6 separate regions of the Mus musculus genome follow, and all the other regions are linked to region 1. A link is a loop called in an ENCODE intact Hi-C map of the cell type or tissue named here. Cell type or tissue: heart. All regions are shown on one strand.

Evidence for each region. A loop is a pair of places that touch in the nucleus more often than their neighbours do. Peaks named below come from ENCODE experiments on the same cell type or tissue, not always from the same donor. Only the 100,000 strongest peaks of a DNase experiment are listed, where the experiment ranks them.
Region 2: a loop joins it to region 1, with 5 times the contacts of the local background. A loop is called at or near these places in 24 of 42 quality-filtered maps.
Region 3: it touches region 1 in a loop (2.5-fold over the local background); 12 of 42 quality-filtered maps call a loop at or near these places.
Region 4: it touches region 1 in a loop (2.6-fold over the local background); 6 of 42 quality-filtered maps call a loop at or near these places.
Region 5: it touches region 1 in a loop (3-fold over the local background); 18 of 42 quality-filtered maps call a loop at or near these places.
Region 6: a loop joins it to region 1, with 2.6 times the contacts of the local background. A loop is called at or near these places in 2 of 42 quality-filtered maps.

Annotation. Positions count from the first base shown.
Region 1 is chr17:25,893,349-25,897,348 of GRCm38, reverse strand. The region is part of intron 2 of Rab40c (Rab40C, member RAS oncogene family); the gene reads left to right. Among named protein-coding and RNA genes, the nearest start is that of Wfikkn1, 14 kb to the right of the region's middle. In heart, a CTCF peak has its summit at 1,801; DNase peaks (open chromatin) are centred at 1,729 and 3,198; H3K27ac peaks cover 648 bases.
Region 2 is chr17:26,010,746-26,014,745 of GRCm38, reverse strand. It overlaps Rab11fip3 (RAB11 family interacting protein 3 (class II)), which reads left to right. Exons shown (of 14, transcript NM_001162868.2): 5 at 829-972. Among named protein-coding and RNA genes, the nearest start is that of Capn15, 27 kb to the right of the region's middle. In heart, a CTCF peak has its summit at 2,413 (motif pointing right); DNase peaks (open chromatin) are centred at 2,475 and 2,815; H3K4me3 peaks cover 556 bases.
Region 3 is chr17:25,983,634-25,987,633 of GRCm38, reverse strand. Capn15 (calpain 15) reads left to right here and starts at 1,760. Exons shown (of 12, transcript NM_001347334.1): 1 at 1,760-2,163. It overlaps 1700022N22Rik (RIKEN cDNA 1700022N22 gene), which reads right to left and starts at 1,804. Exons shown (of 2, transcript NR_166913.2): 1 at 1,598-1,804. In heart, no CTCF peak of the experiment used is centred here; a DNase peak (open chromatin) is centred at 1,793; H3K4me3 peaks cover 2,517 bases; H3K27ac peaks cover 1,975 bases.
Region 4 is chr17:25,940,222-25,944,221 of GRCm38, reverse strand. Pigq (phosphatidylinositol glycan anchor biosynthesis, class Q) reads left to right here and starts at 2,233. Exons shown (of 11, transcript NM_011822.4): 1 at 2,233-2,407. Nhlrc4 (NHL repeat containing 4) reads left to right here. Exons shown (of 2, transcript NM_001039038.2): 2 at 1-1,989. The coding sequence starts at 451. The coding sequence ends at 861. In heart, no CTCF peak of the experiment used is centred here; DNase peaks (open chromatin) are centred at 2,251 and 2,381; H3K4me3 peaks cover 2,924 bases; H3K27ac peaks cover 3,386 bases.
Region 5 is chr17:26,090,418-26,094,417 of GRCm38, reverse strand. It overlaps Nme4 (NME/NM23 nucleoside diphosphate kinase 4), which reads left to right. Exons shown (of 5, transcript NM_019731.1): 2 at 148-281; 3 at 458-559; 4 at 689-801; 5 at 2,266-2,673. The coding sequence ends at 2,389. Among named protein-coding and RNA genes, the nearest start is that of Decr2, 2.3 kb to the right of the region's middle. In heart, a CTCF peak has its summit at 1,879 (motif pointing right); no DNase peak of the experiment used is centred here; H3K4me3 peaks cover 342 bases; H3K27ac peaks cover 343 bases.
Region 6 is chr17:25,968,557-25,972,556 of GRCm38, reverse strand. All of the region lies in intron 2 of Capn15 (calpain 15), which reads left to right. Among named protein-coding and RNA genes, the nearest start is that of 1700022N22Rik, 15 kb to the left of the region's middle. In heart, a CTCF peak has its summit at 1,857; no DNase peak of the experiment used is centred here.

The DNA of each region.
Region 1 (4,000 bases):
AGAGAGAGAGAGAGAGAGAGAGAGAGAGAGAGAGAGAGAGAGAGAGGGGAAGAAGAAGGAGGAGGAAGAGGAAGAGGGAGGAAGGAAGGAAGGAAGGAAGGAAGGAAGGAAGGAAGGAAGGAAGTTCGTTCCAGAGACACCCACAGCACAGAAGCTCCTCCACAAGCCAGAGTCACAGAGCCGTCGCAGTGTCTCAGGGGTTTTCATAGGGGTCAGAGGGACAACCAAACTCATCAATGTGTGAAAAAAGATGTAAGTAGTTAGAAGAGGACCCTGCGAGCTCCAGGGAGCTCCAGACATCTCACCACACCTCTGAGAACAAAGACCAGCTTCCTGCCCGGTGGGTGGTATATCTAGACCCCCAAAGAGCTTCTAAAAATTGCAGATCAATGGAAATTGTGGAAAAGGCTGGAAAATAAAATGAAGCAAATCTCCCAGAAAATAGAATATACAGGCAAGACTGATGGGGAAAGATAAGAAAGCTGGACTGTTACCTTAGCAGTCAGTCTGGCCAGCACAGGTCAGGAAGGACAGGATCTGAGCACGTAGAGCAAGGTGAGCAGATGAAAGCACGGAGTACAGAGGTCACAGCCTTCTCTAAGCAGAGGAGACACCCTGAGCTCAGTTAGAGGAAAAGGTTGGGAGTTGCAGGGCACTGGGCAGGGGTCAAGGGTAGCTTTGTGAGATCTGGTCTCATACAAACTTGAACAAAATGCTTGACTTGAATGGTAGACCGAGCCAGGACCTCAGCCAATGGTTTTATTCTTGTGAGTAGAGCAAGTATTCTGACCTCCTTGCCTCAGTTTCTGTTCAGTATGTATCCCATGAAATTAAGAATTGTGTTCAGATCTATCAGGGGCAGCACTTTGCTCTGTTCAAATGGGCAAGAGGCCTGTGAGGATGGATCTAAGCTATTAGGTGAGGCTTTCAGATCCAGTGGGTAGTGGCTGGCTCAGCAGATGATCTGGGGCCTGAGGGGGACAGCTGGTCCTCTTTGGGGGCTTGTCTTAGCTGATTAAAAAAGAAAAATATTTTTAGACAGAAGGGAAAATGAATGATGTTGAAAGAGAGTTAGTGTGGATGGCGTCCTGGCGGCCGACACCGCCGACCCGTGAGAGTGATGTTCAGACCTGAGCTTGCCGGTGGCTCTGCCAGACTGGGCCCCACATGCCTGCTGTCTCCCTTGGGTCTGGTTTAGACTCCTTCCAGGTCACTGCTCTGCCTCCTCCAGCGCATTCCTCCGCATCTGTGCTCCTCCTTCTCAGGGCCTACTTACCCTCAAGCTTGGGATAATTGCTCCTCTTAGAACCTGCTAAGCCAAGGGCTCTTTCTCTGCTATCTTGGCTTAACACGTTAATGAGAACTGTCATCAGACCCCCGAGCACTCACTCCTACTGGACTTTGCTCGCTATGGTTGCTTGGTGTGGAGCCCCTTCAGAGCTGTGTGATGAGCAGTGGACCTAGTGGGTCCTCCTCACTGAACTGAGCACTAAGACACTAAAAGCAATCAGTCCTGTTGGGGAGAAAGGCCCAGAAGCTTCTGGGTGAAGCTCTGGGGACTCAATTTCTCAAATGGCCTTGGGTTGAAGCTCAGCCAGGCTGGAAGACTAGAAGTCTAGGTAAAGATGCTTTCTAGGGTGAGGAGACAAAGCTTTCACTTCCCAACTTAAAAAAAAGAAAGGGAACTGCTGGAAGGCACTGATGCAAAGCCACTGCTGTGACCCCTGTGACCTCGAGCCCATGTCTGCCAGGCAGTACTTGTGCTCTCTGGCGGGAGAGCTGAAAGTCTGGCTCCATCTGTGGGTTAGTGTAATGCAGGTTCCCTGGTAGTTATGCAGCTCCACATAGCTAGACTGACTGACTGACTGACTTTCTTTCTTTCTTTGTTTCTCTTTCTTCCTTTCTTTCTTTCTTTCTTCCTTCCTTCCTTCCTTCCTTCCTTCCTTCCTTCCTTCCTTCCTTTCCTTCCTTCCTTCTTTCTTTCTTTCTTTCTTTCTTTTGGTTTTTCGAGACAGGGTTTCTCTGTGTAGCCCTGGCTGTCCTGGAACTCACTCTGTAGACCAGGCTGGCCTCGAACTCAGAAATCTGCCTGCCTCTGCCTCCCAAGTGTTGGGATTAAAAGCATATGCCACCATGCCCAGCGACTGTTTCTTTCTTTTTGAGAAAAAAGTTGGACATAGCTGGGCATATAGCTGGACCCATACTGTAGCTCAGGCTGCCTTTGGACTCACTGGAGATTGTGTACAAGCATGTGCCATCACACTGTTGTTTTGTTTTTGTTTTTTTTTTTAAGATGTATTTACTTTATATGAGTGCTCTATCTGCATGTATGCCTATGTGCCAGAACAGGCATCAGATCTCACAATAGATGGCTGTGAGCCACCATGTGGTTGCTGGGAATTGAACTCAGTACCTCTGGAAGAGCAGTCAGTGCTCTTAACCACTGAGCCAACTCTCCAGCCCCGTCACACTGGTTCTTGATAGCTGATTTCTGTTTTGTTTATTTTGCTTTTTTGAGACAGGGTCTCTCTGTGTAGTCGTGGTTGTTCTGGAATTATATAGACCAGGCTGGTCATGAACCTAGAGCTCTGCTTGCCTCTGTTTCCAGAATGCTGGGATTAAAGGTGTGTGCCACCATGCCCAGATCACTGACTTATTTTGAATAAAATTCCCACCCTTTTGGGGGAGGGGTACTAGAAATGAAACCGGCCTTGTATATGCAAATCGTGTGTTACTCCTGTGCTCTGCTCTGGGCTCCCATTATTTAAAACACTGCTGAATGTTTAAACCTAATGGAGAGGCTGATTCACTGGCTAGCTCATGGCTGTGTCTTATATTTCCTACCTGAACAAGGAACAGCTAGATGTTTATGGAGCAGGCCAGTGGCCACAGAGCAGGCCCTGCTCCCTCCACCTTCAGGGTCAGCTCCTCTCCAGGCCCTCCTGGTGCTAGGACTCCTGTAGGTGATTCATAAATGTACTTCATTCTAAAAGAAAGGTATGTTGACTAGGGGAGCCTGTGAGTGTCACACAGTCTGCTGGGTCAGTGGCAGGGACCACCTCAGACCCAACTGAGAACAGTGACAGGCTCATCAACATAGTTGATGACTGTTGGTGACAGGTGTTAGTGATTGAGGTCTCTCTGAAGGTTCTTCCCAGGCATCCATTGTTCTGTTGCAGCTTCTGCTCTCGGCAGGCCTGGGGCCACAGCACCATCTAGGGGTAGCTTGGTAGACAGGCAGTTGCTTTCCTGGGGATAGGACTGGGGAGTCTAGGTCATAGTCAAGGAAGGCTATGCTGCAGGTCCTGCTGATCTTTTCTCAGAGAAGCCAATCAAAAATCAGTATAAAGTGTGGTGGTGCGCATCTTTAACCCCAGCATTTGGGAAGTAGAGGCAGGCGGAGCTCTAATGAAAGATCTCTTTAGTCCAAGGACAACCTGGTCTACAGAGTGAGTTCCATCCAGAGCGACATAGTGAGGCCCTGCCTCGAATGAATGAATGAATCAATCAATCAATTAATTAATTAATCAATCAAATAAAAATAAAACCACTGCAATAGTGTCCTCACAAGCTCTGCTTGGAAGTTGCAGTTGAACTCCTTCCAGGGGAGCGTAGGGAAAGGTGGGGAAAGAGGCATAGCTGCTGTCAGTCCTGTGGGTGTGCGTGCAGTACCCGTACTGTATGTCATGGAAATAGAGGAGTCAGGGGCAGGAGGATTGCTACAAATTCAAGCCAGCTATGTAACAAGATCCAGGCCAGCTAGACTTCATAGAAAACCGTGTCTCAACTGGGCATTAGTGGTGCATGCCTGTAATGTCAGTGCTTGGGAGGCAGAAGCAGGTGGATCTCTGTGAGTTTGAGGACACCAGGTATACAGAGCAAATTATAGGACTGTCTCGAAAAACAAAAGAAAAAAAGAAAAAGAAAGAAACTGTCTCAGAAAAACATGTCTTGACCCTATTTATCAAATACACAGCTCAGAAGCACCTATCTATTTGTA
Region 2 (4,000 bases), 120 kb before region 1:
GGCATGGAGATCTTCGTGAGTTTGAGGCAAGCCTGGGTTACCTCTTGAGTTGCGGGCTACCCAAGAGCTATATAGTGAGACCCTGTCTCAAAACAACAATAATAATAACAAACACTTTAAAAGGTTGACTGCTCAGTGTGTACAAGTCCTAGGTTCTAGCCCCAGTACTACAAAAAAAGTTACTGAAAGACGTAATTGTTTATCTGTTAAATTTTTTGTTTTATATTTTCTGTTTGTTTTGTTTTTGAAGACAAGATTTCTCGGCGTAGCCCTGGCTGTCCTGGAACTCACTCTCTAGACTAGGCTGGCCTCGAACTCACAGAGATCTACCTGCCTCTGCCTCCCAAGTGCTGGTATTAAAGGCATGCACCACCATCACCCAGTGCAAGTTGTTCTATTTCTTTAGACCTTAGTAGATCCAGGAAGGGAGTACACAGGTAAGAAGGACAGCTGTGACAGCACGGGATCCTACACTTTTACTGATGTCCAGCTGCTAAGACTGGCCACGTGTGTGAGCTTCATGGGTGTCAAACTGAAAGCCACAACCCTGTTGGAGTACTGTGGTTTGAACCAAAAGGGCTGACTCTACTGACAGCTCTTAGCATGGTCTGTCACCTTATTGTCTCCCTTATACCCCTTTGAAGTGATGGCTTACGTAGCAGCTCACTTCTTGGAAATGGGTCTCACCTGTTTCTGCTTCTGTTCTGTTTTAGCAGTGTGGCTCCTGCAGTGATGGAGCTCAGACCTGTGGCTTGTCGAATAGTACGCATCTCATCAGGTGCCTGGGTGCCTGTGGCCGTGACTCAGAATTGCTTCTGTCTTTTGTAGATCCCGCCCCCACAGCCAAGCTGTCGTCATGGTGATTGGCAGTGAGGAACATTTTGAAGATTATGGTGAGGGCAATGAGGCAGAACTATCCCCGGAGACCCTCTGCGATGGGGACGGCGAGGACCCTGCTTTTCTCACCCCCAGGTGACACCTTGCACTGTCATGATCTACTCCCTCTCTACACCTAGTGCTGGGGAAGCCCCTCTGTTGGGCCTTGCTGGTCAGGAGGCTTGCTTTGTCTGTGTAGCTAAAACCACACAGACAAGTTCTGAGCCTGTCTCAGAGTGAAGTCTAGCTGAGATCCTCTTGTCTGTCACTGATTACTCTATGGCCTGTGGCTGGTTTTGAGGGACACTATAGAATCATAAGCCAGCGGGCTGGTGAGATGGCTCAGTGGGTAAGAGCACCCGACTGCTCTTCCAAAGGTCCAGAGTTCAAATCCCAGCAACCACATGGTGGCTCACAACCATCCGTAACGAGATCTGACTCCCTCTTCTGGAATGTCTGAAGACAGCTACAATGTACTTACATATAATAAATAAATTTAAAAAAAAAAAAAAAAAAAGAATCATAAGCCAGGCCATATGTGCTAATATTGGCCAAGTTTTCTGAAAAGTTCTCAGCTATGATATCGAGTAGGCATGATGAAGATGCTCACTCTCTTTAAGTTGTGCCTCAGGACATTGACTTGTGTGCTCACTAGACCCTGCCTGGCTTGTCTGAAGGCCCAGGTAGTCCCTCCTGAGCTTTCCATCTAAGGAAACCACTGCCTCTCAGTGGGGCCTGGACCTGTCTGGACAGCTCTTCCATATTGCCAACATCTCCTGTTTGCTTTCATGTTCCTGAATTTTGTGATGCTTTTGTGTCTACTTCAGCTCGGTTACCATGACAGCACAGACATGTGGAACCAGTGCTAGGAGGGCTACCTGTAAGCTTCACCTGGGCCTCCTGCTCATATACCACCTCAAAGGTGCACTGGCTGTGAAGTGGGATCTCTGAGTGCGTCCTGGGCACTCAGTCCTCCTTCGAGGAGTCCTAGGGACTTTGAGTTGAAGTAGTGGACTTATTCCAGAATTTGGCATTTGTGCATCCATGTGGCAGTCTCTCCTGTTTGTGAAGTTTGCCCCATCTCCTGCCTGGTGTTTTTAATCTAAATTGTAATTTCCACACTACATTTTATATATTCCTTTCTTTCGGAAGTTCTTCAATTGAACTTCCAGATCAGCTTCCCATGGCCTGTGGGTCCTACCCTAGGGATGAGGTTGCCCAGAACAGATGCATCATGATAGTGCACTAAGAGCTTGTTGAATTGGAATCATGGGAGTTGAGCCCCAGCATCCCCACAAGGTTGACAGAATCCCAAGTTAGCACGGATCTCAAAAGCACAAGTCTGCCAATGCACCTTTCGTTTGTTTGTTTGAGACAGTAATATCATCTCAAAATGACAGAAACCCAGCAAATAAACTCCCCTGGAGGCACACTTTGATGTCACATTCAGGTGACTTCCACAGGGGATAAGGATACATTGCCCACTATTAAGTGGGGTTCTGTGTTATAGCTCTCACTGGCCAGCAGGGGGCATGTGTCTAGCTGGTGGGTGTCCAGGCTCCCCAGGGTGGTGTAAGGCGGGGCTCATGGTAGTTGCAAGAGCACAGCCAGCACCTCGGACAGTTCATTCCCTTCCCCTGCGTCTGACTTGTGCAGTTAACACCTCCTCCCTGTGCCTGGCAAAGATAACCTAAGCGGGCCTCCTCTCTCTCTCCTGACTGACCCTCTGTCTTTCTAGCTCCAACCCTCTTGCCTCAAAGCTGTGCGACGTCCTCACTGACGAGGCCTTTGAGTTTTACTGTAGCCAGTGCCATAAACAGATCAACCGCCTTGAGGATCTGTCTGCCCGCCTGACTGATCTTGAGATGAATAGGTAACGAGGACCTGGTGTTACCTGTGCTGCCGGAGACTCCCGCTGCAGTGCTGCCCTCTGCTGGGTGCTGTCCGCGGTGCTCCTGCTCTGGTCACCTCTTCTAGCCAGGCACTCTGACATTGGGACTCTCCTGCGGCCCAGCTGTCCCTGCATGCCTTGATCTCGCTAGCTGCCTATGTCCTGTCTCCTTTATGGAGGTGGCTACCTTGTTGGCTGCTGTCCTTGTTGGAGAAAACAATCTAACACGTGAAAGAGGATACTCCAGCACTTTATAAAAATGAGGCACAGGAACCAGAGTAGGGAATTTAAAGATGGGTTTTTGAAATCAAATTTGTTGCTGGGAGGTGGTAGCACACACTTTTAATCCAGCAGAGACAGGCAGATCTCTGAGTTTGAGGCCAGACTGGTCTGTAGAGCGAGCTCCAGGACAGCCAGGGCTACACAGAGAAATCCTGTCTTGAAAAAGTAGGACAAGCCAGGCACGGTGGCGCACACCTTTAATCCCAGCACTCTGGAGGCAGAGGCAGGCGGATTTCTGAGTTCAAGGCCAGCCTGATCTACAGAGTGAGTTCCAGGAGAGTCAGGGTTATACAGAGAAACCCTGCCTCAAAAAAAAAAAAAAAAAAGAAAAAAAGAAAAAGAAAAATCAGGACAAAATTCATGAATAGTTTGTTTCCTGGAATGTTAGTCGTGCTCACCTGTGCTCTGGGGGCCTCGAGTTTGTAGGCAGGGTTGAATTCAGAGGACTTAGCATTACCACTTTACACCTCACGCCTGCTGCTCCTCTGCCTGTGCATCTCTTATCTCTGCCCTTTGTCCCACTGTCTCTGTGACCAGGCCCAACAGAACCAGCATTGCAGCTAAGTTTCCTTGCTGGCTATTTGCAACTTCACATACTCATAGGAAACATCTTTGGGTTCTTTGTTCACCTCAACATTCGCCAGATGCCATTGGCTTGGTGTGAAGAGGGACACGCCCCTGGCTGGGGGACTTTTAGGAGAAGGGTCTGGAGAAGATTAGGCGGTATGTGACGCTACCAATAGCATCTCCTGCTAGGCTTAGGTGGCGAGTGGCCACACAGGCTCCTGTCGGGCAGCACTGTTACTGCAGGAAGGCAGAGCATCTCGGGAGTGGAACACACTTGGAGGTCTGTGAGCGGCTGCCCCTTGCCTGCCCCGCCATTGCAGGACTGGATCTACACCTCCGTCCTGTTCCAGACCCTGTGCCATAACCCGTCGTGGTACCTGTGAC
Region 3 (4,000 bases), 90 kb before region 1:
GAGTCTTACTAAACCTAGGTTTTCACGCGTGCTAGGCAAGCACTAGCTGCACTGTGGCTGCAGTATGCACCTTTATAAGTGTACCTTTGTGTTTTGTTTATTGAGACAGGGTCTTATGTGATTCGGCCTCAAAACTTGGAGAGATCTGCCTGCCTCTGCCTCCCAAGTGCAAGAGCTGTGATTAAAGGAGTGCACCATCTTGACCCACCCCTCTACTTTTTGAGACAAAACCTTGAACTTTCTAGCCCAGGTCAACTTTGAACTCATGACCCTCCTGCCTCAGTCTCCTTAGCAACTATGCAACTATACCTAAGCAACTATACCTTTGTAGCTGTGGCCCCAAAACTATGAGGAATAGTGTTGGGTCCCATCTGCTCAAGAGTCAGGGTGGTTGATCTATGGCTTCTGTCCCTGCAAAGCTCTCTCTGCCCTTCTTGACCTCTGCAGGGTGTCCTGTGGTCTGTGCACTCAACAGGGTGTCTGTCTTCTGGCCCATACTACACTAGCATAGATCAGGGCTCAGCCAACCTGGGATGATCCAGCTTTACCTGCTGTGTGATCATCTTACTTAGTGCAGTGATACATCATTGCACTAGTGATGACCCGTAGTGACCAGAGATACTGTCCTGGATCCAGCTTGGCCATTCTCCTGATCATGGGTATCACCTACTGATGAATGAGCAGTGACTTCACCACTGTCAGGGGGCTCAGGAAGACAGCCTCTGCTCCTCTCCTCTTGCCAAAATTTGGTGTCTTCCCCATTCAGGCATAGGTGTCCCCACAGCATCCTGAATTCAATGGCCAGTCTTTAGCTTTCTAGCTTCTGGAGCATGAATGATTTCCCAGAAACATTATCTGTAGTCTCTACTGAGCCAGACTCAGGTTTTCTGGGTCCGGGGGCAAATAGTACCCAATCTCTCACACAACATTCAGAGTGCCGGGTGTCCTTTTGCTATGTGCTATGTTTTTTTTTGTTTTTTGTTTTTGGTTTTTGGTTTTTGGTTGGTTTTTGGTTTGGTTTGTTTTGTTTTTTGAGACAGGGTTTCTCTGTATAGCCCTGGCTGTCCTGGAACTCACTTTGTAGACCAGACTGGCTTCGAACTCAGAAATCTGCCTGCCTCTGCCTCCCGAGTGCTGGGATTAAAGGCGTGGGCCACAACGCCCGGCTAGCAGCCTGATTCTTAGTTAGCTTTCAGTTGCAGAGGACAAGTGGCTGGAATTAAGTTAATTCGGGGGAGCCAAAGGGCTCTAATGGGAAATAGCTTGGGGGCTCTTGTGAACATAACTCAAAGGACTGCCTCAGATGCCAGTGTTTCTCTAGAAAAAGTGACGTGCCTATCTAGCACTCGAGTAAACACAGACCTCAGATGGAGTAACCTCGGAAGGAGCAGTGCCAGCACGGTTGCTGCTTCAGACCGTTGGGAAAGAAACCAGAAGTCGCTGGAAGAGGTAGAAAGCAGCCAAGGCAGCTAGGTTGGACTGTACCACCTACTGCCCCAACGCAGCAGACAACCGGTTCAGACCTTGTACAAAATCACGACCCAGACTCCCGACATCTCCCCTGGCGCAGTAACACTCGAACCCCGTGGACGCCTACCGGAGCCCAAAGCCCATCTTAAGGGGATCCTGGGAGCTGTAGTCCGTTCTCTTCCCGGATCCAGCGCGCCACATCAAACTAGCTTGGGAGTACCAACTGCATCCGTGAACTGAGCGTCTCCGGTCACGTTGGGAGGGCGAAATCTCAGGGAAAGAGTAGAGGGTAGGACCATTCATGGACTACAATTCCCGGCGTGCCTTGAGCCGCGTCGCTCTGCCCTGTGGGAGCCGTAGTCCCGGCTCCGGGTTCCCAGTGCCGCGTGCGCCCCTGACGCGCTGTAGCCTCGGGCCCCGGCTGGGCGCCACGCTACGGAAGCAGCGTAAGGCGTAGCGGGTAGGCCGGGCGGGACGGCGGGCGCTAGCTACGGAGGCGTTTGTAAGGTTGCCGGGCCGAGACGGATCTTCGCGGCCAAAACGCGCTAAGCCGGCGGAGCATCGCGGCTGGCGCGAAGGGGCCCTTGGTGCCCTCCGGTCGAAGTTGTGGGTCAACCGACTGAGGGCCGGCACTAGGGCCGCGCCCGCCTAGACCGATCGCGAGCGCTGAGGAGGCGCCGCCGGCTCGCTAAGGTGAGTTCCACGGTAGGCGGCCGGCCAGACGGCCTAGGACTCGTAGAGCTCGGCCTCAGGGCATCAGCCGGGATGCTCCATGTTTGTCCTGGGAGCAGTAGCCTGGCTTGTGGTGAGCGGGAAGGGGAGGGGGAAGCGCGCCGGAGGTGTGGGTCACTCGAGGCCAGCCTAGGAACCTCAGACGCAGGCGACCCTCGGTGCCTGCCTGTCCTTGAGTGCCCTCTTGTCCGGGGCTAAGCGTTGGCCCACTGTACGAAGGTATAGGTCGTGGGGGCACTGTCTGCAGAAACCTGCAGCTGCCTGGGGCGGCAGCAAGAGTAAAGCGTCCTGTGTGCCCCCTCATCCCACACTTCTGTTTTTGCGGGCCTGTCAGCAGGCCGAGAAAGTTACAGAGCAGCCCCTTGACAGCTGCGGGATTTTCTTTTTGTTTTCTGAAAAAGGGGCCCTTCCACGTCTGATTTGGGAACCCTGTTGTGTGGCCAGATGGTCCTTGCTAGGCTGGCTCTTAGGGTCCCTGAGTACAGATACTGAAACAGGACCGCGAAACACCTAGCCTCGAAAACAGGATAGATACCTCCTGAGTTTCAGGAGAACCTGAGAGCCTACCTGAGTGTTTGCTGCTGACCCTGCAGTTCAGCAATAAATCAGGAAGAACTGCTACTCAGTAAGAAACTGTGAGATTACCCCTCCAGTGGCAATTTCCCCTTTCCCAGTCTGGAGAACTGCAAGTCACAGATGTGGAGCTTGCCTCTTGAGTTTCTCCCTGCTTCCAGAGTCTAGCTGTCAGGGATGCGCTCAGGACCACAGTTCTGCAGTCTAGGGCAATTGTGTCTTGCTGAACAGTAGCTTGCCTCCATGGGGTAGTAGATTCTGTTTCCTTTGAGGTCCTTCTGCTCCACAGAGATGCACCCATTTCTTTTCTAACATCTAAGAATGTCTAGAGCTGTCTGACTGGTAGACAGGTCATTGACCTCCATGGAGGAAGACTTGAACCCTGCTGGATCCAAGGCTCAGAAACTGTACAACTTAACTGCAATGGAGTTATCAAAATCTCTGCTGGCCATAGTGTCTGAGAGTGGCCCTAACTCCATATCTATGTAGAAGCCTAGGTTAGTCCTCTGTGGGTAAAGGGTTCCATTGTGGCCCATCCTTGGATCCAGGCTTTGTCTACTCCCAAGCTTTCCTGGCCCCTGTTGTACATTGTCCAGGCCTTAAGGCAAAACTTGTAAGGCCCATTTTACAGATGTGGAAACTGAGGCTGTCCGTCATCCATTGACAGGAGAGGGATAGACAGAGTTCTAAGTCTCCAAACCACAAGCATTTTTTGGTCTCCTTCCACATTCTCACTGGTGGCTCTTGAGATGAGCCTTTTTGGTGACCTGAAAACCTTCAGTATACATGCTATTGATGAGCTGATAAGTTAAGAGCCTAAGAAAGTTAGAGTAGTCCTTTGTCCATCCCTGTGGTCTTTAGTATCAACACTGCCTTTCACTGCACTAGACAATTGCTGGGGCTGAAAAGGCCAAAATTAAACTTTTTAAAAATAATTTTTAAAATGATAAACGAAAAATGTTAAGCTCTTTGAAAAACACCAGATACGGAGAGACCCAGGATCACTGGTGACTTGTCTCTTTATTTTGTCATGATTTCTAAACTGTGTGGCCTGGGAGGCTGAATTTTGAGAAATACAGATATGGCCTTAAGACTCTGGCCTAAAGGACACTTCCTGTCCCCACCTCCACCCCTCCCTAGGCCTGGGGGCGGGGTGTGGATTGTTCTCCTACCTGGCTGTTTATCTCTTGACTACCCTGTCCTTCCAGTCCCCTCTGGTTCTATC
Region 4 (4,000 bases), 47 kb before region 1:
CCCTGACATCTTGATCTCAGGCTGGACCAACTTAGAGATGCCAATTGCTCTCGGCAGCCTCGCCTGCTGGGACAAATCCTGGTGCCAGCAGGGGCTGCAGGGAGCCCCCGAGGCCTGCACTGCTCCCCAGATGGTCTGCTCTTCTTGACGGCTGGTGTTGCATCCTGTGTCCATGTGCTGGATCTTGAGGGACGCTCCATTTGTCAACTACCCTGCTGCATTCCTAGAACTGGAGCCTTTGTCCCAGAGGATGTGGCGGTGACAGCTGCAGGGCTTGTGGTGGTCAGTGACCTCATTCACGGGGCTGTGTATGCTCTCCAGTACACTTCCCGGGAACCCCAGGGCCGCTGGGTGACTGTAGGCACATTCCTGTCCCCCCGAGGGCTGGCTGTGGATGCTCTTGGACACTTCCTGGTGACAGACTACTTGCCTGGAACTGTTCACAGCTTCATGTTAGGACCAACCTGGGAGCCCCTTGCTCCAACCTCCATGCTAGGTCTGGAGGGCCCTTGTTGGGTAGGTCCAGGGCCTGATGGGGGCTTTGCTGTGAGTGAAGAGTTTGGGGATGTACAGCTGTTTGGCAGTGCCCACCAGCCTCTGGGCTCCCTAGGAACCCTGACTGGGCATAACTTTGGCCACCCAGCAGGTGTGTGCTCTGATGCAGAGGGTAGCATTATTGTGGCTGATGAGCAGAGGCACCAAGTGACTTTGTTTCCCCGGGTTGGGCCACCCATCTGTTTGCAGTTGGAGGGACTAAAGAGGCCCTTGGGTATGGCCTGTGCACCCCAGGGCCAACTAGTGGTGGCAGATGCAGGGGACAACTGCATCAAGTTGTACCAGTATCTGGGGGAGATGGCCTGAGGGGTAGGCTCTGGGGGAAATTGCCCCTTGCTAGGACTGGCCGGGCCTGAGTCCTTTGTACTATCATGGAAGGTTGGTAGGCTCCTTGGGGCCTGCTGAGCCGTCTTCCTGATACCTGGTCTTAGCTGGCTTTGTGATTTCCTCTTGGCAAGTGCCCCTGTCTACACAGAAACCATGAATCACCATTTCTTGATGAGGTTCTAAACTGGGCCATCTCCACTTCCCTATTAAGTATGCTCATAGGTTTTCATGCCCCTAAAACCCAAGGGCCACTCAGTCCCTGGCTCTGCTAGCTTGGGTCTCGGGAGGCCTGAGCTTTGAGGCAACACTTGAAGCTATAGATCCTGGGTGCTGAGGCTGTCTGCCAGCAGATAGCTAGGCAAGATCTCCTGCCAGGTGTCCAACCCCTACATCCTAATCAGAGGCAGGCAGGCAGGCAGGCAGGGAGGGTGTGGCTAGGCTGGGTTGGGCAGTTTAGGGGAAGGGTGTGGTCCCTTAGTGTTCCCCCCAGCTTCAAAAATATTCCCATTCTTGAGCCTCCAACAGCACTCTGGGCCCAACAGAGAGGTAAGGAGTAGGCAAATCAGAGGGGTAAGGCCAACATGTGTCCTGGTAGGGCACATAGCAAGGGCAGGTCCTCTACTGGACACTCCCTGTTTTGAAAGATACCTTCAGTTTTCCCTTCAATCCAGGTCCAAACCACTTTTGAGCACTTAGGTGGGGTGCTGGGACGGTTCTGGGTAGCACAGGTTCTTTCATACCCTTCCATTCAAGACAGGAAAACAGTAGCCTTTCCTCCCATGTTACAGATGAGATCTGGAAGGGGAGGGGTGTGTGTGTGTGTGTGTGTGTGTGTGTGTGTGTGTGTGTGTGTTTGAAGAGCTTACTCATTGAGAATCTGGTCTCACCCATGTTCTTCATGTGGGAAGAAGCAAGAAAAAGCTCCTTGCTTTTGCTCCTTTAGGGTGTGGGGTGGCACCCAGCCTGTCATCTGGACGTTGAGGTCAACACACATGTCACTCCTGCAGGCTAAATCAATATGCCCTGTTCATTATGTTGTGGGGGATTAATGGACAATGAAAGAAACTTTGCTTGTAAGTAGATGCTCAATAAACACTAGTTACTGCGTTGTTAGGGGTATTGCTTTCAGACTATGCGGCCCACACGGGTCTGCATGCACCCTACTCGCAATGGATAGAAACAGATGGAAGGGCCTGGGTTTAGGAGGCCAGGCGGTAAGAACAAAGCGGCTACCATGGTCCTCAAAGGCTGGATCCACCGGACCTTTCAGGATATTTACAGCGAGGGTAGCTTTGATGACAGGAGCCGCGCGCGCGGAACTCTCGGGCTCAGGCGATGGACAGCCCGGGCATGTTTGGGGACCGGACCGTCGCGCGACAACGCCGCGGAGCCGGCGGAAATGGTGCTGATGTCCCGCGGCGGGCCTGGGAGCCGCAAGCACGGTCGTCCTCCCGGGCCCGCCGAACGCAGTGCCCAACCCAGTTCCTTCCCTACCGCTCGGGGACGCGGCCCCGGGGACCAGCTGGTGAGCACTAGCGGGTGGCGGGGCCGGGAGAGGAAGAGGAGGAAATCCCGAGGTAGCGCAGGCCTCTTGGTCCTAAAGACTCTGAGATGGGAAACCTGAGGCCGGGATAGAGGGAGAGGCGGCCACCCACGCAGCTGACCTCCAGGCTCAGCGGCACCCGTTGTGGGTCTGGGCCTGCTCTCCGGAACTTGAGGGCACCGAGAGGCCCCTCCTCCCCTCCAGGCCGGGAACTGGCTGGAAGATTCCTGGGGCACTGGCTGAGAGGCTCATATTTATCCACTCCAGTAAAGATCAGAAACAGATTACCCCCTCCTTTTGAAATGAAAAAGGAAAGCATTTACAGAGGCGGAAAATGTGTTTCTGTGCAGGTTCTCTTTTAGGCTAGGTTGGCCTCAAAATCCTAGTGTAGCAAAGGATGACCTTGAATTTTTGATTGTCCTTTGGCCACCTCCTGATTACAGATATGCACTGCTACTACTGGTCTATGAGGTTCTGGGGACTCAACACAGGGTCTGGTGCAGGCTAGGTAGGCTCCATACCAACTGACTACATCCCTAGTCAGAAAAGTGGTTTTGTTGTTGTTGTTGTTGTTTGAACGTGGGGTAAATATGAACCCTCTCAAAGATTCACAAAGTAATGTTTCAGCTATGATGTGTCCCAGGTCTCTCTTAACTGGGCTGGCCATCCCTCAAGCCTGTTCCTTGCAGGGGAAGTAAGCAGTAGCTCTGCTGCTGAAGTCTGACTTGGAGTTCTGTGAAGAGACTTCCTGGGGCCTCTTATTTAACCCTCCTGGGAATGGGCTGTCGGGGAGGGAACTGACTCCTTCTTAGCAAAGGTAGCTTTTCCAGGCTTGGGCTGTTCTTTTAATCAGCATCTTTAAAGGCCTTCACGCATCCCAGGTTTTTGCCTTCTCGCTCCAGCCTCTCACCTCTTGTATCGATCGCCTGCTCTTTCATCATCATTTTCTGCTGCTGGGATCCCAGCAGCCCAGTGTAAGCACACTCCTTCTTACACTTCAGTGCATCCGGAGGCTGAGATGGGAGTGAGGGTGGGGATTTGCCTCAACTTGAGTTCTCTCAGTACCCCACAGATCAGAGCTCCAACCTCTCTCTGCCTTGCACCTTCTTTCCTTTGACCCGAGCTTTTTTGCTTTAAGGTAAACTGTAAATGAAGCATACTCCACAAGGAGGATGTGCATAGACACAGTGTGTATATAGCACAGTGGATTCACGAGTTGTGAGCAGACTCCAAACCAACCTTTGAAACATCTGTTTATAATTAGATCAAGGGCATTTCTCTTCCTACACGGTTGTGAGCATTTTTCCTTAGTTCATGTGAAGTGTTCCCCCAGAGAGTCAAATGATATTTCACTGAGCTGGTGTGTCCTTACAAAGTTGTTGAACAAGAGTTTGGGCTGGGCTGAAGGGTTCCCTATGACAGTGACCCGCCGGGGCTCTTACAGGCGGAATGGCTCTAGTATTTTTAGCCGTGCCTCATGTCATGGCCTTCTGGAGTCAGTTCCTACTGAAGGGACAAGAGAAATTGGTTCTTGACACTGGCTATGGGGATTTAGCCTGCCCTAGTGTTGGGCGT
Region 5 (4,000 bases), 200 kb before region 1:
GGGCGGCTCCCCTTTGCATTTGTCTGTGTTTGTATTGTGGCAGGAACTTCCCAGTCCTTTGATGTCTGAGCTCTGTCAGGTATCTAGGTGGGAGGGCCCTGAAAATGTGGAGCATCCTCACCCCGACCTGTCTTTTTTTTTTAACAGGAGGCCCCCCCTGGCCCCAAGAGCGGACGCTGGTTGCTGTGAAGCCAGATGGGGTACAGAGGAGACTAGTGGGGACTGTGATACAACGCTTTGAGAGGCGGGGCTTCAAGCTCGTGGGGATGAAGATGCTGCAGGTATCTCCCTTGGGCTGTGGTGTCCCAAAGGCTCCTAGCACTTGCAGTTGCAAGGGTTGGGAGGTATCCATTGTAGGAGCTAGCTTCTGGAGTTGTGTCCAAAAGGTGCCCCAAACTCAGGACACCAATTGGGGGTTTATTCTCCGAGGGTTGGTCTCACACCTCTTTCCACACAGGCACCAGAAAGCATCCTTGCTGAGCACTACCGGGACCTACAGAGGAAGCCATTCTACCCAGCTCTTATCAGCTACATGAGCTCTGGGCCTGTGGTGGCCATGGTACAGCAGGGCAGGGGCAATGGAATGGGTCTTTGGGGTGTCATTCTCCGAGCAAAGGAAAGGGCTTGGATTGAGCCCAGGGCACCCAGGGTCCCCAGCTTCTCTCGAACCCCCATATCTGTGCTGCAGGTCTGGGAAGGCCCCAATGTGGTCCATATCTCAAGGGCCATGATAGGACACACCGACTCAACAGAGGCAGCCCCCGGGACAATCAGGGGCGACTTCAGTGTTCACATCAGCAGGTATGGAGGCCCTGACACCCTTAGTCTCCCAAAGTGGGGCAAAGAAGGCCAGTGTTAGTCAGGCGGCTGTGACAGTGACAGTGACACCCCCTTAATCCTACCGCTCAGGAGGCAGAGGCAGCCAGATCTCTGAGTTTGAGGACAGCCTGGTCACAAAGGGGAGTTCCAGAACTGCCAGGGCTTCACAGAGAAACCCTGTCCAAAAAAAAAAAAAAAAAAATCCTTGAGAAGTGGGAATCTTGCTGGGCTGAAAGAAAAGCCAGGTTTTTTTTTGAGATCTGTTCTCAGGTAGGCCAGATTGTCTCTGAGCTTATTGAAGGTGTCTTAAACTTTTTTTTAAAAGATTTGTTTATTTTACTTATATGAGTACACTGTAGCTGTTTTCAGACACACCAGAAGAGGGCATGGGATCCCATTACAGATGGTTGTGAGCCACCATGTGGTTGCTGGGATTTGAACTCAGGACCTCTGGAAGAGCAATTAGTGCTCCTAACCGCTGAGCCATCCCTCCAGCCCCTGTCTTGAACTCCTTAGTCTCATATCTCTACTGCCTGAGTGCTGAGCTTACAGTAGGCTTCCATGCCTGACTAAAACCACTTTTTCCTGGCTCTTTAGTATTCTGTTTTGGTCGCCAACCACGAGGGGCGTCTCTGATTACCGGTAGGGAGAGGCAGCTGTCAGAAGTTAGTATATAGGCTGGCCTCTGAGCTTGGGAGAAACTGAGGCCAGGAGAGATGCAAATGTCCAGCCCTTCTTACTGCCCACCCTTTCCCCTTCCTCCTTCCCTTCATTTTTCTCATGTAATCTAGGCTGGTCTCAAACTGATTATATTGCTGAGCGCAGCCATGAATTTGTACTCTCCCTGCCTCTGCCTAGTACTGCCTACCGAGTGCTGGGGATCAAAATCAGGGGTTTGTGCATGCCAGGCAAGCAAGCACTCTACCAACTGAGCTTCATCTCTGGCTCTCGTCTCCCTTATTTATTTATTTATTTATTTATTTATTTATTTATTTATTTATTTATATTTTATTTTATCTTTGTGTGTGCATATGCCTGTAGTGCCTGCAGAAGCCAGAAGAGGGTGCTAGATGCCTGGAGCCAGAGTTACAGGTAGTTGTGAGCCACTGTATTTGGGTGCTGGGAACCAAGGTCTGGGTCTCTGCAAGAGAGGATGTGCTCCAACTGCCATGCCATCTCTCCAGCCCCCGTCTTCTATTCTGAGACAGGGTCTCCCTCTCTAATCCAGACTGGCCACGATTCAAGGCAGTCCTGCAATCTCAGCTTCTTCAGTGCCCTTGTTATAGGCTTGTAGCACCATAACCAACTCCAAAATCTCCTTCTCTTCTCTACGGTCACCTTGTTCCCTGACAGAGGGCAGCAGGTTAGAGGCAAGATAGCCCTGGGGTCCCAATCCAGACTTAAACTGGACTCAACCACAGACTCCACCTTTTCCACCTCTCACAGGAACGTCATCCATGCTAGCGATTCTGTGGATGGGGCCCAGAGGGAGATCGAGCTGTGGTTTCAGAGCAGCGAACTGTTGAACTGGGCAGATGGTGGTCACCACAGCAGCTGCTACCCTGCCTGAGGGCTTGCACTGCCTTCTGCACTTCAGGTCTACCCATGACCTACTACCTCTGTCAACAAGAAGTCAAGCCCCCATGCTTCCCATGTCCCCAAACCACTCCCTACTCCCGCTCTACCCAACTCCAGCCCAGGGGAGTCTAAGCCTCAACTCTATGTGCCTTTTTGTATCCTAAGTCAATACAATATTGGACCATGTCCTTGTGTACAAAAGTGCCAGACAACCTTTGGGGCATTGTCAAAGGTGACTTCACCTGCCTCAAAGGAGAGACATTAAAATTTTATGCTTAAAATGGAAATGGTCTACTTACTAGTTCTGCTATCTCAGCACTGTGTGACCTTTCCTGGGAGATATGAACAAATGCTTGTTCACCCCCTCTAGGGCACCAATAACAGACTAGAGTAACAATTCCAACCATTTCCAGTTGGTGAACCCATGAGTTCGTTGGACTGGCTTATGGGACCGTGGATGAGAGATTGGCCACAGAAACATGGGTGACCTCAGGACAGCCGAGTCACTGAAAGGTCCCCCTGCCCCCAGCATGGGCAGTGACAGCAAGCCTGATGGGATCCTGCTTTCAGTTTACCTACCTCCTACAGGGGAGTAGAAAGTCCTAGGTGAGGAGTTAAGGCCAGTGTATAATGCCGATCCTGGATTACTACTCCCCTAGTCCCAGCTACCACCGTATTCTACTTATTTCATTGGCACGACTACAGGGCCAAGCTATAGGTCACCAGAGCAATGATGCACCATGATGTCCCATAGTCATGACAAATGTGGAGGAAATTGCTTTACTCAAGCACTTTAATGAGTGTTTTTATGCATGGTATAAAACATTAGGCCTGAAGCTTAGAGCTTTGAGTAAAGAAAGGAAGGATCCCTCGACTTTGGGTAAATGCAAGAACCAAGCAAGAATCCAGGGCCCATGAAATTGAGAATCCAATTGGGGTTCTTTTGCGGGCGCTGGTATAGCTCCTGCCCATCTGATTTGTCTGAGGATGGCAGTAAAGAATAGACCGGACCTGAGGCTTCTTCAAGGCCCAGTGAGCGAGCCTTCAGTAGGAGTACACACCAGTCTTTGTGGGTATTGTGTATCAGGTCTCCTGAAGTTGGAACAGCAGAGCCTAACACTCCAAGGGCTACTCTCATCTCTCCCTCAATGCAACCCAGGCACAAAAGAGTATCCTCCACTCCCGACCTGATGCTGTCCATGATGACCACCACGGCCTGATGTCCATTTATGTTCACATTGACACATGTAAGTCACATCTCACCCCGGATCCCAGAGTCACTGATTCAGTTGCAGGTACATCATGACAGCTTCTGTGGCTAATTTGATAAGTCATTTCACTCTTTGACATCTAGACAATGGAACCCAGTTCTTGGTTCTCTGAGTTTCAGTGCAGTGATTCTTGCCAGCCAGCAAGAGGTTCACTCTGGACTTTCCACCCGGGTTAGCCACGAGAGGGAGCTATTGGGTTTGCAAGCTCCAGATTCTCTGCACTGGGAGGTAGTGTCCAAGAGCGGTGTTCATCTGGAGTTCCGACTTCCACAGCTGATAGCACGCAGCCCGGCCAGCTTGGGTATATGGACTAAGTGGCTGCACAGACACCA
Region 6 (4,000 bases), 75 kb before region 1:
CTTCACCTCAGAGAGGATGTAGACCTAGTAGCTCTGTTCTAGTAAACCTAGGAAACTCTTAACTGTCCTCTGCTCAGAAGCCATGACACACATGACACACATGACATGACGCACTTCACAAACAGCTACCAGGCATAGGAAATTATCTGGGCATAAAACTGTAGACAGGAGACTACCTTCTGAAGTGACTTTGACCTGGCTGGGGTGACTTTAAGGAGATACTGGCACTGATACTACTGGAATCTGTAGGACCACGTTACTCTAATGGTCAGAAGATATTGGGAACCCAAGGTCTGGAGAGCCGTGACAAGCAGAATGGGACCCTTCAAGCAAGTGGGGATGGTGCACTGATTCACATGAGGGATTACAGTGTCAGTTCCCTTTGGGTCTGCAAGACGCTCCAGGCAATACCTCCAAGTTGAGGTTTAACTCCTTTTAAGCAGTTTTTTTTTTTTTTTTTTTTTTTTTTGAAATAAGACCTACACACTGTCTTAGTTTTTCTATTGCTGTGATAAGACACCATTGACCAAAATCAACTAGGGGAAGAAAAGTTTATTTCACCTTATAGTTCCACAGCACAGTCCATCACTGAAGAAACTCAGGAAGGGCACTTAGAGGAAGAGCTGGTGCAGAAACCATAGAGAAGAGCTGCTTACTGGCTTGCTCCTTGTGTCTCACTTAGTTTGCCTTATAGCATCCAGGACCACCAGCCCAGGGGTGACACTGCCCATAGGAAGCTGGGCCTTCCCACGGTTATAGTCAGTCATGAAAATGCACCATAGGCCTGCCCACAGGCCAGATGGTGGAGACATGTTCTCAGTTGAGGGATCCCTCTTCCAAAATGACTCTAGCTTGTATCAAGTTAACATCAAACTAGCCAACACACACACCATCAACTATTATTAGTGTACAAGTCATTTTCAACCAGTCATAGCTTTGAACAAACATTGTTATAAACTTGTTTACACTTGAAAGAGATCCTGTTTGCAGTCATTTGGTCCCTGCTCTGGCCCCAGGCAGTCACTGCACTGCTTCCTGTCTCTGTGCTTCCCTTTTCTAGAGATTTCACCTGTGACCTGGCTCTGTCTGGCTCATGTCACAAGCACACTGCCCTCAAGGTTCATCCCACTGCAGCTTTGTCAGGACCTCCTTCCTTTTCACACATCAGTAGTATGCTGTCTTAAGAATAAGCTACCCAGCCGGGCAGTGGTGGTGCACGTCTTTGATCCCAGCACTTGGGAGGCAGAGGCAGGCTGATTTCTGAGTTAGAGGCCAGCCTGCTCTACAAAGTGAGTTCCAGGACAGCCAGAGCCTCACAGAGAAACCCTGTCTCGAAAAACCAAAAAAAAAAAAAAAAAAAAAAAAAAAAAGGAAAAAAGCTGCCCTTGGCTCTCTGCTCATGAACAGATGTCATTTCCACTTAGCTTTTGTGTGATGCTTCTTATGCTCATTCATGCTAAAGATTGTTTGATTGTATTTTATTTTTTGGTTGGTTGTTGTTGTTTTGCTTTGTTTTGGTTTCGGTTTTGGTTTTTAAGAAAAGGGTTCTCTGTGTAACAGCCCTGGATGTTCTGGAACTTGCTCTGTAGACCAGGCCTGTCTGTAGATCTGCCTCTGCCTCCAGAATGTCACTATGCCTAGCTTTTTTTGTTGGTTTGCTTTTGGTTTTGGGTTTTTGTTTTGTTTTGTTTGCATGTTAAAGGTTTTTATGTGGATGTGTGTTTAATTGTTGTTTTGGGTATATCCCTGGGCTGGGGCTGCTGTATATGGTGAATTTATCTAACATTCTGAGAAACACTGCTGTCTCGGGGCTGGCCCATTTACATTTCCCATAACAGTGTTGGCAGGGTTCTGCTTTCCCTGACTTTGACGATGCTCACTGTCTTCTGGCTTTGATAACTGTCCTGCAGGGTGTGCAGTGGAGCTTGATTTGATTTGATTTACATTTTTCTGATGGCTATTGGTGTTGAACATTCCGTGTGTGTGCGCGCGCGCGTGTGTGTATGTGTGTGAGTGTGTATGTGTGTGTGCGTGTGTGTGTGTATGTGTGTGAGTGTATGTGTGTGAGTGTGTGTGTATGTGTGAGTGTGTGTGTGTGTGTGTGTCCTGAGGAAATTTAAGAGTAGAATTGCTAGGTGTACCTTGTGGCTTTGAGTGCTAAGGCTATATGTTGGACTTCCTTCTCAGTCTTGTAAGTCAGTCAGTCGTGCCCCAGCAGAGAACATCACCATACATGTGTCACATGGGTGGATGACTCTCCTACTTTCATATTTTACTAAATTCATATATGTAGATGAAAGTTTACTTTTGTTGTTGCTTCATTCTTTTTGTTGTTGTTGTTGCTTCATTCTTAAATGAGTTTTGGGGGGGGGCAGGGTGAGAGATTGTTCAGCGTTGTGAGCAGTCACATCTAGACTACATAATTTGGCACACTGAGGCAAGAAGCAAAGTAGGATTGTTAAGAGTTTGAGGCAGGCCCGGCAATGGTAGCACACGCCTTTGATCCCAGCACTTGGAAAGCAGAGGCAGGCAGATTTCTGAGTTAGAGGCTAGCCTAGTCTACAGAGTGAGTTCCAGGACAGCCAGGGCTACACAGAGAAACCCTGTCTCAAAGAAAGGATTTGAGGGAGAGAGCAGGGGGCTGTGGAGAGATGGGTAAGCGGTTAAGAACACTGACTGCACCGAGCATTATAGTGCACACCTTTAATCCCAGCACTTGGGAGGCAGAGGCAGGCGGATTTCTGAGTTCAAGGCCAGCCTGGTCTACAGAGTGAGTTCCAGGACAACCAGGGCTACACAGAGAAACCCTGTCTCATAAAACCAAAAGAAAAGAAAAAGAAAAAAACAAAACAAAACACTGACTGCTCTTCCAGAGATCCTGAGTTCAATTCCCAGCAGCCATATGGTGGCTCACAACCAACTGTAATGATATCTGATGCCCTCTTTTGGTGTGTCTGAAGACAGCTACAGTGTACTCATATAAATAAAATAAATTAATTATTCTTTTAAAAAAAAAAAAAAAAGAGTTTGCAGCAGCCTGGGCCACATAGTGAGTTGCAGGCCATCCAGGGCTGCTCAGTGAGACCGTGTCTCAGTAAGCAAAGCAGCACAAGCCATAGAGATGGATGGTGCCGGTTAGGAGCACTTGCTTCTCTTCCACAGGACACTGGGTTGAGTTTGCTTTGCAGCACATAACCATCTAGAACTCTGTTCCTGGGGAACCAGTGCCTCTCTGACTGACCTCTAGGGCCTCCAGCATATACACGGTACATATACATAAACTCAGGCACACATAAATAAATAAATTAAAGCCAAGATTTTTGCTGGGTATAATGGTGCACACCTTTAAACCTAGCCCTCCGGGACAGCCAGGGCTACAAAGAGATCCTGTAAATAAATTTAATTAATAAGATATTCACATCCAGAGCTCTGGCCAGGCATTGTAGTGTGTGCTTGTAATTCCAAGACTCTAGAAGTAGAAGCAGGAGAATAAGGAGTTCAAAAATAGCTTGAGCTATGTAAGAAAAAAAAAAAAAACTAAAGATGTCCAGAATGGTTTGGATGGACAAGTAGGATAACAAGATAATCCCAAGACCTGAGGATGTGTTGTGGCTCCATACTACTCTAGCTTTCCCCTGAACTGGCATCTCCAATATGTATTAGTTCCCACTACAGATAGTCCTAGGACTTAAGTGGGCAGTGGACATCCAAGTTGAATCAGTAATAGATAGTGTTAATGATCTAGAAGAATCCATACATATCCAGACTAGAGGAGATGGACCTCAGAGGGTTACTCAGCTAGACAGATGGAAGAAAAACAGGAGATGACACTCTTGTGTGGTCACCTGTCAGGACTCCTTTCCCACATATGTGCATACAGTCACACCGAAGTAACACAACATAAGCATGTGAAACAGGCAGCCTCTTTCCCTGCTCTGATAGGGCAGTAGTGGCCTGAGAGAAGCATGGGGCATGGCAGTCCTCATATTTAAGGACTGCC